3 separate regions of the Homo sapiens genome follow, and regions 1 and 3 are each linked to region 2. A link is a loop called in an ENCODE intact Hi-C map of the cell type or tissue named here. Cell type or tissue: heart right ventricle. All regions are shown on one strand. Links, peaks and the distances in the headings refer to the core of each region. The heading gives the core; the rest is flanking DNA.

What was found. Hi-C counts contacts between places; a loop is a spot of excess contacts. Peaks named below come from ENCODE experiments on the same cell type or tissue, not always from the same donor. Only the 100,000 strongest peaks of a DNase experiment are listed, where the experiment ranks them.
Region 1: a loop joins it to region 2, with 4 times the contacts of the local background. A loop is called at or near these places in 45 of 110 quality-filtered maps.
Region 3: a loop joins it to region 2, with 5 times the contacts of the local background. A loop is called at or near these places in 45 of 110 quality-filtered maps.

What each region holds. Positions count from the first base shown.
Region 1 is chr2:47,850,636-47,855,164 of GRCh38, reverse strand. All of the region lies in intron 1 of FBXO11 (F-box protein 11), which reads left to right. Among named protein-coding and RNA genes, the nearest start is that of FBXO11, 54 kb to the left of the region's middle. In heart right ventricle, for the core only: no CTCF peak of the experiment used is centred there; no DNase peak of the experiment used is centred there.
Region 2 is chr2:48,416,112-48,424,554 of GRCh38, reverse strand. No RefSeq gene overlaps it. Among named protein-coding and RNA genes, the nearest start is that of PPP1R21, 20 kb to the left of the region's middle. In heart right ventricle, for the core only: a CTCF peak has its summit at 3,622 (motif pointing right); a DNase peak (open chromatin) is centred at 3,644; H3K4me3 peaks cover 942 bases; H3K27ac peaks cover 915 bases.
Region 3 is chr2:47,855,773-47,860,301 of GRCh38, reverse strand. All of the region lies in intron 1 of FBXO11 (F-box protein 11), which reads left to right. Among named protein-coding and RNA genes, the nearest start is that of FBXO11, 48 kb to the left of the region's middle. In heart right ventricle, for the core only: a CTCF peak has its summit at 2,275 (motif pointing left); a DNase peak (open chromatin) is centred at 2,041.

The sequences.
Region 1 (4,529 bases), core at 1,235-3,734, 570 kb after region 2:
TAATTTTAAACATTAGAAATTGAAATGTACTAAGAAAGTAACTTGAACACTAAATCCCTAAAAATGATATAGTGATCTCACAATTCTAGAAAGTGATTCCTGATTTCATGTTCTATTTTGTTCTTATTCTTACTACCACCACCCTAATCCAGGCCTTTTTCTAATTTATTGCTGATATTGAAGGAGTCTTTTTTATTGTGCCTTAGTTTCTTATATGCACGTTGCTGCCAAAGCCATCTCTTAATAAAAGGTTTGATGAATGTTACAACAGTAATTGAAATTTTTCCACTAAAAAAAAAAACAAAAAAAAAAACAGAATAAAGATCAGTTGTTTTACCTTGGCATTCAAAGACTTTTCTTTGACTCCCATGGTTCTCAAAGCGTGATCCTGGTCCACCACCATCAGCATCCCTTGGGAACGTGTTAGCACTGCAAATTCTCATTCCTCCCTAATTTTCTGAATCAGAAATTACGGAGGTGGAGCCCAGCAATCTGTTTTAACCAAACTTCCACATAATTCTAATTAATTTATGCTTTGAGAACCGCTGATCTAGTTTGTCCCTCTCATTTTGCAGGCAAAGAATTGAATTCTAGAGAGGTTAATTGACTTGTCCAGTCATACAGCTAGGTTCTGTTTTCTATTATTTATTTATTTATTTATTTTTATTTTATTCACTTTACCCCCCAGTATTCATAGTTTTCTTTCTAATACTCCATATTTGACTTGACTTTTTACAAGTTGTAATTACAAATAAGTCTAAGATGGGAAAGTTGTGGAAAACTTTATAGAGAACATGAGATTTGACTGAACAGTAAACATTAAGTAGAGAGAAAAGAAAGGGGTGTTCTAAGCAGTAGGGACCACAGTGAATAAAGGTAGAGATAGGTAGGTTTAAAAAAAAAAAAAAGTCCTGGGGACAGCCTGGGTGACAGAGCGAGACTCCGTCTCAAAAAAAAGAAAAAAAGAATATTCTTAAACTGAGACATTAAGTAACTGTTTTCTCTTTTGTGTGTTTTTTCTTTATTCAAATTTTCTAAGTGAACATACTTTTATAGTTCGGAAAGAATTAATGTGATACATACTTTGAAACTGGCAGGATTGTTGGAATAGTTTTATAGCCTCTCCTAATGACTACTGATACTTTAAAGGGAACAGTATTCATTTTTATCTGTGGTCAGCACTTGGCATTTGTGGATTTAACATTATCTTCTAAGCTTCTAGAACCATTCTAAATACCTGTCATGAGTAGTATTTTGTAATAGAAATCATTATTTCTACCTCATAAGAGTTTTTAGAAGATGAAATTGGATAACTTTTTTTAAGCCTCCAGGTGGAATTTGAAATACATTTTGAGTGGACCTTGGTAACTTTCAGTATCCCATCTCAATTATGATGATAGCTAATGTTGAGAGGTCATCTCTGCCAGGTACTGTTAAGTATTATCAGTCTTACTTAATCTTCACAGTAATTTTATAAGGTAAGCACCATGATTATCTCCATTTTATAGATGAACTGAAAATGAGTTGAGGAGCTTAAGTTAAAGAGGCTAAGGTACTTATGCAAGATAACAGGGTGGCTACTAAGCCAGGAATGTAACCAAGAGCCAGTTTTTTTTGAGCTTGTATCCTTAGTCATTGTGCTATACTGTCTCCACATACTACTATTTACAATACTAAAACATCTGAGGAGCTACCTATTAATAAAATAAAGGATCTGATTTAATATTTTGGTATTTTTATATATTTGAATAAAATATGACATGTAAAAGTATTATTATTATTTTTTTAATTCCTGGGCCAGGCACGGTGGCTCATGCCTGTAATCTCAGCACTGTGGGAGGCCGAGGCAGGTGGATCACGAGGTCAGAAGTTCGAGACCAGCCTGGCCAACGTGGTGAAGCCCCGTCTGTACTGAAAATACAAAGATTAGCTGGGCTTGGTGGTGAGTGCCTGTAATCCCAGCTACTAGGGAGGCTGAGGCAGGAGAATGGCTTGAACTCAGGAGGCGGAGGTTGCAGTCAGCCAAGATCGTGCCACTGCACTGTAGCCTGGGTGACAGAGCAAGACTCCATCTCAAAAAAAAAAAAAATTCTTCAAATTAAACATTTCCAAAAGGTTTATGTCCTGTTCCATGGTATTCTTTTATAGGCTAATATACTCCTAATAAATATATCCAATATTATTTAGCAAAATTAATTGTATAACAGAGATTAAGAGTAGGGGGCTCTGGAGCTTACCCATGTGATTTAAAATTCTGCCTCTGCTGCTTAATACTGTGTGACCTAGTGTGAGTTGCCTAACCTCTCTTTGCCTGGTTTCCTCATCAATAACATAGGAATAATAATATGTCCCTTATGAAGTTGATGCAAGGATTCAATGAGTTGATACACGTATAAAACACTTGAAACAGTAGTGCCTGTACATGTAGGTTTTCAGTAAGTGTTAGGTACACTGTTAGCAGTAGTGGCACTATTTATTTGAATTACTATCATTATTATCATCCATCATCATTTGTATTGATACAATAAAGTTTTAAAAGACACCCAAATTACTTAGTAGTGAAAAGTAAAAATAAAAACATCATATCTAGAGTCCATTGACTTAAAAATTATTTTGCTACCATTTATTGGCTTTCTAACCTTAAGCATTTCACTTAACTTTAATGGCCTGAACTGCCTGTCAGTAGAACAAATTAATACCTTTCTTGTCGGGTGATTACTTGATTTGTAAAAAACATTACTAGAAATCATGTTGCAGTACCACAAATTATAGTCAAAGTATGGGACTGGTAAAGAGCTGATGATGCTGAGCCCCCTCTCCATCCTTTTCTCTCTCTGGTGAGGTCCGTTTTTCTTCTTTCAATAAAATGGTTGCTGGCCAGACGCAGTGGCTCATACCTGTAATCCCAGCACTTTGGGAGGCCGAGGCAGGTGGATCACCTTAGGTCAGGAGTTCGAGACCACCCTGGCCAACATGGCGAAACCCCGTCTCTACTAAAAATACAAAAATTAGCCGGGTGTGGTGGCAGGTGCCTGTAATCCCAGCTATTCGGGAGGCTGAGGCAGGAGGATTGCTTGAAGCAGGTGTGGAGGTTGCAGTGAGCCAAGATAGTGCCATTGCACTCCAACCTGGGCAACAGAGCAAGACTCAGCCTCAAAAAAAAAAAAAAAAAAAATTGGTTGCTTGATACAGAGACTACTATTAGCATGGCCCCTGCCCAAGATAGACGCACAAATTTGTAAAGCATTCTGTATTAAAAAAAGTTGTTTCTTGTGTGAATTCACAAAGGAAAGGTTAAGGATTTAATGCTTATAAGAATATAGCCATATTTTCATTTTGCTTTTCATACTTCACTCTTGCTCTTAAACTCCTTGCCCATAAACTAAAGACATTTCTAGAAATTTCTAAATATTATGTGAAAATACATTAGGGACAGGCTAAATTGTTTTCTTTTAAACTGTGTGCGTATGACGATTTGTGTGTCCTGTTTTATACTTTTATAACACCTGTGTGTGTCCTTGGTATGGCACTTACTATATTGCTTTATTTGTTTACATATCTCACTCCCCTACTAGAACAGTTCCCTCAGTGATGGACCTTCATATTCACAATGACTAGCAAACAGATGAAAATTAATAGGCCAGGCGCGGTGGCTCACACCTGTAATCCCAGCACTTTGGGAAGCTGAGGTGGGTGGAGCATGAGGTCAGGAATTCGAGACCAGCCTGGCCAGCATAGTGAAACCCCATCTCTACTAAATACAAAAATTAGCCACGCGTGGTAAAAATACAAAATTAGTAGTCCCAGCTACTTGGGAGGCTGAGGCAGGAGAATCGCTTGAACCTGGCAGGCAGAGGTTGTGGTAAGCCGAGATCACACCACTGCACTCCAGCCTGTGCAACAGAATGAGACTCTGTCTCAAAAAAAGAAAAGAAAAGAAAAAATTAATAGCATTTAGTTAATAACGTCTGTGAGTCCAAGGTTAGGCTAAAGCTAGGTTTGACTTAATTTGGGGCTATGGTCATTCTGTTCTTGAATTAATGATATATTTGATAACTCTGGCCATATCAGTTTCTCCTTGGACATAAACACTACTTTTGAATTACATTGTCCAATTGAACTTGGATTGAACTTAAGTATTTTAAATCTTTGGAAGTTACTAACTTTAAAAAATTTTTTCTTGCTTGTTAAAATAGAAAATTATTGTATGTATTTTATGAATTTTGACTCTTAGGAAATATTGAACGTGAAAAACTAGGGGAACAAATATGAGAATGGAAGAAAACATTTTTAAATGTTCCATTCTGGGGAGAGACTATTTTACACTCCTTTTCCCAAAAGCAATGAGAGAAAATGTCTTGGGAGAACAGAACGTGATACATAACAGGAAAGAATTAAAATTTAAGCTATTCTCAAGAGACTTTAATCCTTGAATTAGTAGTTGTCAGTTGGAGATTTTCTTTTAATCAAACTAAAGTTATGAACTTTGGTCAATTCTGGGCCCACAGACATTTTTTACTTATTTTTTA
Region 2 (8,443 bases), core at 2,645-5,144:
GCCAAGCGCTTCAGGGTGTTCTTTGTACATACCACAACAGAGACCATAAATATCTGACCAAAGCAAGTCCCAGGAACCAGTGAGACAAAATTCATCTATTAGGCCCCTTGAGGCCTCATAGTGTCTGGGTCTAATTCATCTTTGTTTTACCAGTGAAGTGAATGCTCAGTAAATGTCTACTCAATAAAACGAATCCATGATTTCCTCAAGGGGAAAAGTTAAATCTAACTTGATTAAAGCCCTCTAGACTGCACAATGACTAGTACTTTTATCTTCTCAATAACTTATCACAAACATTAATTCAATTTAATTATTAATTTAAATCGATAAGAAATGTTCCCTAAATGTTAGTAGTTATTATCATTACAATTATAACTGTTTAGCCCAGAGTGGATCCAAGTCCATTGATATGTCAATGTTTTTCTATATTATGTATCTTTTTCTTAAAGCAAGATGAGGGAGCTCTCATACTTACATTTTGAATAATACTTCATTATGAGAGCTTTTCTTGTCTTAGCTTTTAGAAAGTTTCTAACAATCAGCCAGATTAAAACTTTTCACTAGCAACTAAAATTGCTAGTGAATTAAAACTGCTAGTGACACATGCAATTACAGACAAATAGTTACACATTTTCCCGCCTTTGCCAAATGACAATGACGGAAAGTTGATAAAGGAAGCTTCTTTACAGAAGAATTCCAGATAATAAATGTAGAGAGATGACAGAATTTCAAAAGCCACTATTTTGTAATCCTTAACAAAGGAATTTATTCAAGGTAAAGATCATCTGAAGCCAAAAGATGAGAGGTTGATGGAGGATACAGTGAGGAATCAGGCCTCCACTCCTTAGATCTACTGATCAGTCTTATTGTCTTAACTGCAAGTGGGGCAAGCATGCCACTTACGTGCTTTCTAATGAGATGCAGGATAAACAATATAGCATCACTTCTGAGTCATTCTTGCCATAGTGACTAACGTGTGTCTTCTCCAGGTTTTATTTTTTTATTTTGAGACAGCGTCTGACTCCATCACCCAGGCTAGAATGCAGTGATGTGATCTCAGCTGGCTGCAACCTCTGCCTCCCTCCTCCAGGTTTTAGATCCAACTTTCAGTTTATAAAAACTCCAGCATTTTCCTTCAGAATTTTGACTAGGCTCAGTGGCTCATGCCTGTAATCCAGCACTTTGGAAGGCTGAGGCAGGAGAATCGCTTGAAGCCAGGAGTTCAAGGCCAATCTGGACAACATAGGGAGACCCCATCTCTACAAAAGATAACCTTTTTCTAATGCTTAGCTGGGCATGGTGGCATACACCTGTAGTTCTAGCTACTTGGGAGGCTAAGGTAGGAGGTTGGCTTGAGCTGAGGAGTTTAAACCTGCCAGTAAGCTGTGATTGTACCACTGCATTCCAGCCTGGGTGACGGAGTGAGATCATGTCTCCAAAAAAAAAAAAAAAAACAACAACAAACAAAATCTAGAAATCAGAGCAGGGACCAGGTAAGTGATACCACAAGGAAGCTGACGGGTATGTGCAGAATATTGAACTATTGGACAACTGAACAAAAAGGGAGACCAAGAAGTGCTTTAGATGAGACAAGTTTTTCCTCATAAAGCTAAACATAAGTGTACACTCTGAAAACATATGTCCATAAAAAGATTTATGCAAAAATATTTATAGCAGCTTTATTCATAATAGCCTAAATTGGAAACAATCTAGATGCTCAGTAAGAGGAGAGTGCATAAACAAATTGTAGTAAATGCGAGCAATGGAATGCAACTCAGTAAAGACACAGATGAACCTCAAGAATATCATGCTGAGCACAAACAGCCATACTCAAAAAGACTACACACTGCAAGCGTGCATTTTATATAAAATTCTAGAACAGGCAAAACTTATCCATGGTGAAAGAAATCAGATAAGCGGTTTGGGGGTGAGGACACAGTTCGCTGCCAAAGCACAGGTGGTAACTTTCTGAGGTGATGGGAATGTTCACTATCTTGATGAGGGTGTGGGTTACCAGGTGTGAGCATTTGTCAACACTCATTAAATTGTATGCTTAATACCTGTGCGTTTCACTATATGTAAGGATAAGTCAGTTAGGGAGGAAGGGGAGGACAAGGAATGGGAGGTGGAGAGAGAGAGAAGGGGAGGGAGGGAGAGAGAGGAGAAAGAGAGAGATAGAGAGACCTAACAACCAGACAACTGCAATAAGTTTTCAAGAAAGCCTAAATGTAGACTGTTTGTATGGTCATTTAGATCAGGGGTGTCCAATCTTTTGGCTTCCCTGGGCCACAGTGGAAGAAGAATTCTTTTACTACACATAAAATACACTAATACTAACGATAGCTGATGAGCTGATAAAGGAAAAATCACACCAAAAAATCTCATGATGTTTTAAGAAAGCTTACGAATTTGCGTTGTGCTGCATTCAAAGCCGTCCTGGGCTGCATGTGGCTCGCAGGCCACGGGTTGAACGAGCTTGATTTAGATGACTCCAAGGAATTATAAAATGTTCTTTTTTTTTTTTTTTTTTGAGACGGAGTCTTGCACTTTCGCCCAGGCTGGAGTGCAGTGGCCGGTCTCAGCTCACTGCAAGCTCCGCCTCCTTGGTCCTCGCCATTCTGCCTCAGCCTCCCAAGTAACTGGGACTACAGGCGCCCGCCACCACGCCCGGCTAATTTTTTGTATTTTTAGTAGAGGCGGGGTTTCACCGTGTTAGCCAGGATGGTCTCGATCTCTTGACCTCGTGATCCACCCCCGTCGGGCTCCCGAAGTGCTGGGATTACAGGCGTGAGCCACGGCGCCCAGCCTACATAATGTTTTTGATGAAATAAGGGCGTGTGGCTATGTAAGAACATGCCAGCCGGGTGCGGTGGTTCACGCCTGTAATCCCAGCGCTTTGGGAGGCCGAGGTGAGCAGATCACTTGAGGTCAGGAGCTCAAGACCAGCCTGGCCAACATGGAGAAATTCTGTCTCTACTAAAAATACAAAAATTAGCCGGGCATGCACCTGTAGTCCCAGCTACTTAGAAGACTGAGGCGGGAGAATCGCTTGAACCTGGGAGGCGGAGGTTGCAGTGAGTCGAAATCGCGCCACTGCACTGCAGCCTGGGGGACAAGAGTGAAACTCCATCTCAAAATAAAATAAAATAAAATAAAATCGGATACATAAAGCAAGAGTGACAAAAACTTGATATTCCAGAACTTGGGTGGTAGGTATGTGGGGATTTATAGTTCTTTTCACTGTTTTGTGTATATTTGAAAAATTTCAAAATAAAAAGAGAGGCTGCCTTAGGTAAACAAAGACAGTATATAATACCCACAGTGTCAAAGCAGAAAGTATATGGACGCTCTCAAAAGTTATTTCTCTTATCAGACCAACTCTCCCTGCTTTCTTCCTGCCTTGGCTGATGATTTACCTTTTATTAAAATTCTCACATTCCAATACCTTGATTACTAATGGTTATATTAATCACTTTTATTTCATATTTCAATCAACAGATCAACATTTATTATTAGCCATGAATATGTGCCGCTGAGAACGTCCGGAAACCTCCTCCTCCTCCCGTTCTCCGTTCCACCCAGAGGAGTCGCTCCCCAGAACGGTCCTTTCTGCCTGGTAGAACCTCGTATCACCACCAGGGGGCGTGCCATCACTGAATTTGCTCCGCGGCTGCTTCAGGAAAGATAAAATCAGCCCCGCAGTCTGAGTAACTGGTTACCAGGGTTTCGGCGCACCCAGGACCGGTGTTTGTCATTGTTTAGGCACGTCTCTGGTGACTTCATTCCACTATACCCAAGTCTTTTTGGGGAAACAATTACCCTATTTGAACAGAACAAGTAAGGCAAATTGGTAACTGGAAGATGACTAGGTGCTTCTACAGGATGTGTTGGGACATCCTGTCTTCCCCTGGGGCTTAGCTTTGGGTGTGGACCCTTCCTTCTCACTTGATGGTTGGGAAAGGATACCCCCCTCTCTGCAGGGGCACAGCCCCTTCTTTGTCCTGGATAGGCCTGGCTAGCAGAGCAGGAGTGAGCTGGCCCGTGTGGACAGGGGCGTCACTGGGGACAGACGAGGGGCCTCGACCTTCAGAAGCCTCTGTGGCAGGGAAGACCCCGAAGATGGCGGGACCGCTCTAAACTGCCAGGCGCTCTGCAGGCTCGGGCGCCCATTCTCTTGCACACCCCTGGGCCTCCCGTTCCCTCTGGCCATGCACTGAGTGCCTGCTGGGCTCCAGGCCACCTTCCTGCTCCGTGAGCCAGGGCTTTAGAGGACACAGGGCTTGAGCGGGAGGATGAGAGAGGGAGGGCTTCTCTCAATCGCAGATCTGATCCTGCCACTTCCCGCTCAAGAAAATCCTTTAGAGGGGGCAGCTTCGGATGGCTCCCTGTGGCCTCCAGTAAAAAGCAGAAGCCCTGTCATGGCCTAGGGGCCTGCACAATCAGCCCCTCCCTCCTCGGTGCCACTCTGCGCTGCCCGTGTTCACTGCCCTCCAGCCCGGGCGGCCTCTCGGTCCCCACTGCCCTGTGCTCACCGAGATGCTGTTGGCTCTGCCTGAAGAGTTCCTCTCCTGGACCCCTCCGTGCTCCCAGCCAAAGGCCTCCCCTCAGGCATTCTTCCTGCATCCTGAGCTTTTCCTTGGAAGCTTCTGCCACAACCATAACCCCATGCTTCCGACTCCCCCACTAGACTCTGAGCAACACAGAAACAACAGCATTTCCATAAAACCTTTTGAAAAACTGAAAATACTCTACGCATCCATCACGACCTCAAGCAGTGAACCAGGTAGCTGAGGCTTTGCTTTCCAAGAAGACTCCAAGGAAAGTGGCACAAAGAGAAAGAAAGTATTTGGGAATGAGAACCCTTCCTGAAGCCTTGGCATCACACCACGGTCAGCAGTCTTCTTTCCCTGTGTGTAAAGCTGACCCTAGCCAGGGATCAAGGGAGATCAGAGCTTATGAAAGGCAGGAGTAACGGCTGAGCAGAGAAGTGGCAGGAGCATGATAGTCATAACCAGACTGCTCAGAGCATAGAGTCCAGAAGCACCCCTTTTGCCTCCCTCTATGATATCTCCCAGTCCCTCCCTGCTCTAGGCCTTCCTAGCAGAGCTATCACCAAAGGGGGCCTCTGGAGGAGAAAAGGAATCAATGTGAAAAATTAAATTCTGGCTACTGTTCCTCTATACATTCATATGTTCATTTAATAGACCAATGGGGTGGTGCATGTGCCAGGCACTGGGATAGGTGCTGGAGATGGCTTTGAAGAGCTCAGACATAGCCAGCTGATGGGGGAGGCCATTAGTAAGAAAATCATTATGGTGCAACAGAAGCACTTTAGCAGCTTCATGTACAAAGAGGACTCCACTAACATAGAGGGACAAAAGCCTGGACCTTCTGGGGATGGAGAGGAGGAAGGCAGGAAGGTGCTAAGTTTAGGGAAGATATACAGAGCAGGTGGGCATTTGAAGATCAGGTTAGCCGGTCAGCCAATAAATGCTTACTGAGTGCCTTCTGGGTGCCAGGCACCCTTATAGGTGCTGGAATGCATCAGGGAAGAAAACAGGCCCTGCCCTCATGGAGGTGGTATTCTAGTGGGGTGGCGGGGAGGGATGCCGCGCATAAATATGAATAAAAAATAGAATAAGTAAGTGCATTCTATAGCGGGTTAGAATGCTGTGGGGAAAATAGAACAGTGTAAGGAGGTCAGGAGAGTTGGAGAGGGGTTTAGCATTTTTGGGGAGGTGGTCAGGTAAGCCTCAAGGAGAAGGTGACATTTGAGCAAGAACTTACCATAAGAGAAGGAATAAGCAGAGCCCAGGTATGGTTACCTGGGGGAAGTGATCCAGACATGGGGAGCAGCCAGGGCAAAAATCCCTGACGCTACAATGTGCTGGCATGTTTGAAGAGCAGCAAGGTCAGTGTGACTGGAGCAGAGGGCAAGGAAGGAGGAGAGAAGGTCAGATTGCAGAGGGCCTTGTGGGGAGTTTTAAAGACCTGGACTTTGACTCTGAGAGAAATGTACCATCATAGGAGCAGCGGTATGCTGGCCAACTAGGTCTCAGAAAAATAAAAATAAAAAGCCCTGGTTTGTAGCATTTGCCAATTTCTGTGGTAAATCTCCCACCTTGGCCTATTTCAAGCCATGAGTGTGGCATTCCTGACCACAGATAGGGGAGAGATGTGCAGGATTGGCCCTCACTAACTAATGCTTGCCATTCCAGCCCACCTCTGCTTTGGAGAATTCTGAGCAGAGATATGACATGATCTGACTGTGTTGCAAGGAGGTCACTCTGGCTGCTGTGTTGAGAGCATACAGGGGGCCAGGGAAGCAAGGGCAGAAGCAGGGAACATTTAGGAAGCTCTTGCAGTGATTCAGGTAAGAGAGGACATGTTCAGAGATTAGGTATTCACTACCAATATGGTGACTCAAAGGCAGATTCTAGGTGTTTTCTGAAGGCAGCATATAGAAGCCCACCTGGATGTCTTGGCAGACAGGATGTGGGTTATGAGAGGAGAGCAATTCAGGGTGGCTCTAAGCTTTGATAGAAGTTTTAGGGGGAATGGGAGGAAAGGCATTCTAGGCATAGGGTACAGCATGTGAAAAGCCACACACATAAGCATACATTCTATTTGGGGACAGAAATGAGGAGTGTGGCTGTTGAACCAGTTATGTGAGCAGAGGGAGCAGATAGGGCTGGTAAAGAGGGTCCTGTTCAGGTGTACCCCAGACAGGAGCCAGAACTTCCAGGCAGTTTTGAAGATATTCCTCCTCCAGGACCGGGAGGAAAATTCTTTTTTTTCTTTTTTTGAGATAGGGTCTTACTTTGCTGCCCAGACTGGAATGCAATGGCATGATCATGGCTCACTGCAGCCTCCACATCCTGGGCTCAAGTGATCCTCTTACCTCAGCCTTCTGAGTAGGTGGGATGACAGGCATGCACCACCATGTCTGGCTACTTTTTAATTTTTTTGTGGAGATGGGGTTTCGCCATATTTCCCAGGCTGGTCTTGAACTCCTGAGCTCAAGTGATCCACCTGCCTCGGCCTCCCAAAGTGCTGGGATTACAGGCATGAGCCACCGCACCTGGCCCCACAGAGTCTTTCTGCACAGCACTTGCAATTGTATTCCAGGTGGATCTTGAACTTCAAACCCCATCTATGCCACAGAATAGTTATTACTTACTCAGATGCAGTCTTGGGATGTTTTTCCTACTTAGATGTTTTGTTTTCCCAGTTAGCCTGGTAGTGTGTGTTCAGGGGCTGACCTAGCCAGGGCTGAACTCACAGAGGCTCTCAGGGATATTTATTGTATTCAGATGACCCAGGCTCCAAAAAAGCAAAGAATAGATATTCAATGTTCACGCTCAGGGTCTGAAGGGGGTATCCATCTGTCTCCACCAAAGATGGAATTCCTTTAAAAGGACCATAAGTGTGTGTGTGTGTGTGTGTGTGTGTGTGTGTGTGTGTGTGTGTCTTTGTAGGTATGTCTGTTTTTGAGGATTAAACATATTAATAACAACTCTCATTTATTAGATGCCTACTGGGCACCAAGAACTTGATATTCTTATTGAAGCCTCACAACAACAACAGTGCAGTGAGGAATGTAATTATGGAATCTCTGATTAACAAGCTGGTCATTAGAATGACATGTGACTCCCTGATTCATTTTATCTTTGGAGATATTTGATGATTCTTACAGCTTATTTATTTGCAAAATAAATTTTATGAATTTATCCCCCTTACAGTTTTTATGAGCTTGCAAGTGTCTGTAATTCAAACCCAACTATGCATGATAACTAAGATTAATTTAAAAAAATACAAATGCATGTCTGCTTTCAAATGTTTGTAATGAATGGTAATATTAATAGATGGATAGCTCTAAGCCAAATGATTTTACTAAAAGAAAATGCTCATTTGAATAACTGCTAGATCATGAAGAATAAATCTTGAGCTAAAAGCAAAATAATGATAATAATGTCAGTTACAAATGTGTATTCTATGTGCTTTGGTAATTTGTCCTAAACTTACCCTTAGGAACACAAGTCACAAAATGCTTCTGTTGCTATGTTGATGCTCAGGATTGTAGAGAGACTTGCTCTGTCCTTGACTCCCTTCATCTACCTCTTGCCACACAGAGAAAGTCACACAAGAAATACAGCTGTCTCCATCCTCCACGTGGCATGAGCTGGGGCCAGGGCTCTTTGCAGTTCAGGTGGAAATCCCCAGGAAACAGCCCTCATAGACCAACTCTAAGCCAGGGTCAAATGAAGATGAGTCCTTCAAAAACAGTTGCTATTCCACAGTGCTGCTTGTGTGTACTGAGGGGGTTGCGATTGCATTGCTGACTGACCCTCACTTCCTTTCTGGACCTGAGAGCATTTCACAACAACAAAGGGTTTTCTAAGATAAAGATTCCAAAAAGCTGGAAAAGAGCCTCTGGCAGTCA
Region 3 (4,529 bases), core at 1,235-3,734, 560 kb after region 2:
CTGTTGGAGATTCTTTGGTTCTGTGCTCTCTGGCAAATGAGTTAGCTAGTCAGGGCACAGTGATAAAAATGAGTAGTTTAACTATTTGGAATAAAGTGCCCAGCAGTTTCATTTAACACTAAGAAACAGAAGCAATAAAGACTTCTGAGCAGCATAGCATAGTTCTAAAACCCATGTTCTTTCTTGGAAAAAACCTCTTAAGCTCTCATTTAGTGCCCGTTTACTCTTACTTTAAAAACAGACATGTCTCCTAAGCTTATTTTATCGGTTTATCAGAGAAGAGAGGATTTTATAGTTAGCCCATGGACAGCTAGAAACAGCAACATGACAGCAAGAAAGGGGGGAAAATCTATGAACTTTTCATGAGAATCTCAAACTAAGCATTTAGGATAACTTATTCTAGAAAATAGCTTGGTACTGATAAATGGGGCCTCAATCTCAGGTCTCATCCTAGCACAAAAAAATAGACTATTTCATGATCCTAATGATTATCTTATAATATGAAAGTATTAATATTATTTTAAGAATATCCTTGTCTTAAAAGACAACATAATTGGGTTTGGAAATATTTTTAATCAAAATGATTAAAGTTAAAATTCTGTTTCAGTGCTTGAAGGGTGTAAACCCCCCAGCTACCTTGAAAGCGTAACTGTGAAAACACTTTGAGGGCTGCAAATAAGAAAGACAAGAGTAAAGCTTCAGCTGTTTGTATACAAGGGATTGGAAGAGAATCTTTCTTGAGGTCTCATCCATTTATGGAAATATACTCTTTTTGTGTATGTATGTAAATCATCTAGAGCCTGTTACTTTTAAATCTTTGCCAAGTTTTTCCCAACCTCTCTTCACAGCACCAATCGGTGAAATTAGTTTAATCTTTTTTTAAAAAATCCTCCAAGACATCTGAAATTGAATTCAGTCTTAACTCCAATATCATGATAAAAGCGAACCATTGACTTTGGCACAAGTTCTCTAAATCCTTAATTTTTTTTCATTTTTTATTTTTGTATTTTAATATTTTGAACTCTGGATGATCTTCAGATTAGTTGGGTACATTTTATTGTAGTGTTTCTGCTTATACATCGCATCCTAGAATCAAGAAAGGAAATACGTATCTCTGAAGAGTGGCTTTAAATTACCTGTATTGCTCATTAGTTCTGTTAGTGCCATTAAGAGTTGAAGTAAATGTTGATATGAATTCCTTTAATTTTATAGCTATTAATACTTTTTCTTTTCTTTTCTTTTCTTTTTTTTTTTTTTTTTGGAGACAGAGTTTTGCTCAGTCGCCCAGGCTGGAGTGCAGAGTGGCGCGATCTCTGCTCACTGCGACCTCCGCCTCCCGGATTCAAGCCATTCTCCTGCCTCAGCCTCCTGAGTAGCTGGGATTACAGGCGCGGGCTACCACGCCCAGCTAATTTTTGTATTTTTAGTAGAGACGGGGTTTCACCATGTTGACCTGGTCTTGAACTCCTGACCTCGTGATCCAACCGTCTTGGCCTCCCAAGGTGCTGGCATTACAGGCATAAGCCACTGCGCCCGACCCTTTTTCTAGATAAGTCAGTTCAGGTTTTTGCATTTGTATTATGTTTTTCATTTTTCTTTTCTTTTTTTTTTTTTTTTTTTGAGGCAGAGTCTCACTCTGTTGCCCAGGCTGGAGAGCAATGACATGATTTCAGCTCACTGCAACCTCTGCCTCCCAGGTTCAGGGGATTCTCCTGCCTCAGCCTCCTGAATAGCTGGAATTACAGGCATGTGCTACCATGCCCAGCTAATTTTTGTATTTTTAGTAGAGACGGGGATACACCATGATGGCCAGGTTGGTCTTGAGCTCGTGACTTCAGGTGATCTGCCCACCTTGGCCTCCCAAAGTGCTGGGATTACAGGCGTGAGTCACCACGCCTGGCCTGTATTATGTTTTTCATTAAGTACTCATGCTTTAGAACATTGTTATTGACATCAGTCTGTAGATTTACTACATGAAAACTTGGATAAGTGGGCTGGGCACGGTGGCTCACGCCTGTAATCCCAGCACTTTGGGAGGCCGAGGTGGGTGGACCACCTGAGGTCAGGAGCTCAAGACCAGCCTGGCCAACATGGCGAAACCTTGGGAGACAGAGGTTGCAGTGAACTGAGATCACGCCACTGCACTCCAGCCTGAGCAACAGAGTGAGGCTCCGCCTCAAAAAAATAAAAATAAAACTTGGATAATTTGTATTTTTTTTTCTAGTTTACGCTCTTTTATAGTGACCCAAGGCAATGATTTTTTTAAAAAGATATTTTGGCGCCATCTGCTGTTCTTTAATGCGATATTTCATCTACTTTGGTAAAGATTTGAAATATATGTATGTGTGTGTGTATATATATATATTTGCCCATATAAAGGACAAAATAATGGCGATTTTTAAAAGTCTGCTGCGTCTGCCTTATGATTCTTGTATTTCCAGCTGCAAAGGCTGTCTTGTAATTTTGATGGTAAGAAACAGGCTTGCCTAAAAAATATTTCTGTAGTCCTGCGTCTGCCAGTTTTGTATATTCATTCAATGACTTTGAGTTCCTGAAGACTTCCTTCTCGAGTTTACTGTGACTTCTCGTGACAAAGCTCCTGAGTTAGCTTTGCTCATTTGTTAATGTCCCTTCTCTCTGAACATGTAGTTTTTCATGTTTCATGGTCTGTCCTTATCTTACCCCTAAACCACATCCCTATCCCTGCTATGAAATCTACCCCCCATGATTATTTTTATTGATTTTCTAAGCTTCTATGTAGATCAGTTGTACTGCAGATACAGCATCTTATTTTATATTTGTAGTCTTTACTTGTCTCACATGATCTGGTTGCATATATAGTATAGCTATATGTATGTCTGTATGAGACCATAAAATTTCTGGCCAGGTGTGGTGGCTCACGACTATAATCCCAACACTTTGGGAGGCTGAGGCAGGAGGATCACTTGAAGCCAAGAGTTTGAGACCAGCCTGGGCAACAAAACAAAACCCTGTCTCTGCTGATTTAAAAAAAAAAATACCTTCTTGCTCATTAATGGCTGTGTATATCTTTTCTCTCCAAACAAATGGTGTGTTGTTTGTTTATGGGGCAGTTTGTATACTGATTTTATAATCTCTAGTAAATCCACATGCACTGTTAGGTATGCAGACTTGGAAATCTGGTGCCCTAATTAAAAGAATTGTGTGCAAAGTAAAGATCCTGAGTGGTGAACTTTGACTAAAGTAGATGAGTTTCTGTGCATAAATAGTGTAATGTCTATATTGGCTGCTCAGAGTTTATCCCATTATCACATTTAAACATTGTCTATTGATTTCTGCTGTGATGGTCTACATACAACATTCTTACCATCCAACTCATCCCAGTATAGCTTTAAATCATATACTTAAAGCTTAATTTTATGTTTCTTCAACTTGGATAATATCTGTAGACTCCGTCCTTTGTATTACGACATTCGTGGTTCTTGCCTTTTACATTGTACTGTTTCAGTTCTACATTTTCATTATCACAGTTGATAATATAATTATCCTATTGTTAGTGAAGTTTTCTTCATTGATTTATATGTAGGTTGATTGTTGAAGTTAAAAAGTAAATGTTCACCTTACGAATATGGACATTTTACCTCTATAGTGCTGAATATGTGCTAAAATTATGTTTTGTTCTCCACTAACTGATACAACTGTCCGTAGGCCACTCAAAAGATTATTTCTAGCTGTTTTGATGGATTCTTTTTTACATACCACTTACAGCCTTTTATGTCCTCAAGTTTTTCCAAGTTTCCTACTATCTAATCTATAACTTTTTTTCAAGGACATTTCATTCCCAGAGCCCTCTTCCAATGTATACTGGTTTCTTTGGACCTATTTTATACCCTTTATCATGGGATTCCTTCTCTTTGTTGCTTTCCTGAGATAGTCCATTAATTGCTGCATACCGTGTCTTCCTCTTTTGGTGTTTACACCTTAGTTTTGCTGAAATATGTCTTCAAGTAATTTCTTAAGAAAGATTGTGGAGAAGATTAACTTTATAAGTCTCTGTGTGTCTGGAAATCTATTTAATCTATCTTTATGCTTGTTTGGTGGTTTGGTGAGATTTGGCTTGTTTTGAGATCCACATATCACTGTGTCCTTTGTTGTACTTGCATTTTCTGAGTTAAAAGCTTCTCTGAGGTTTTTGTTTGTTTTTCATCTTTAGAGACGGTATTCCACTTGGTTGCCTAGGCTTGGAGTGCATAATGTAATGATAGCACGCTGCAGCCTCGAACTCTTAGGCTCAAGTGATCCTCCTGCCTCAGCCTCCTGAGTAGCTGGAACTGCACGTGTGCACCCCCATGCCTGGCTTTTGCTCAGGTTTTGAATGAACTTGATATCTCTGTCTTCTGTTGTAGGCTCATCTATATCTTACCAGGCAATACAGCTTTTTCTACTTTGCTTCACCAGGCAACATTCCTTTTTTTTTTTTTGAACTGTTTGAGATGGAGTTTCGCTCTTGTTGCCCAGGCTGGAGTGCCATGGCACAATCTTGGCTCACT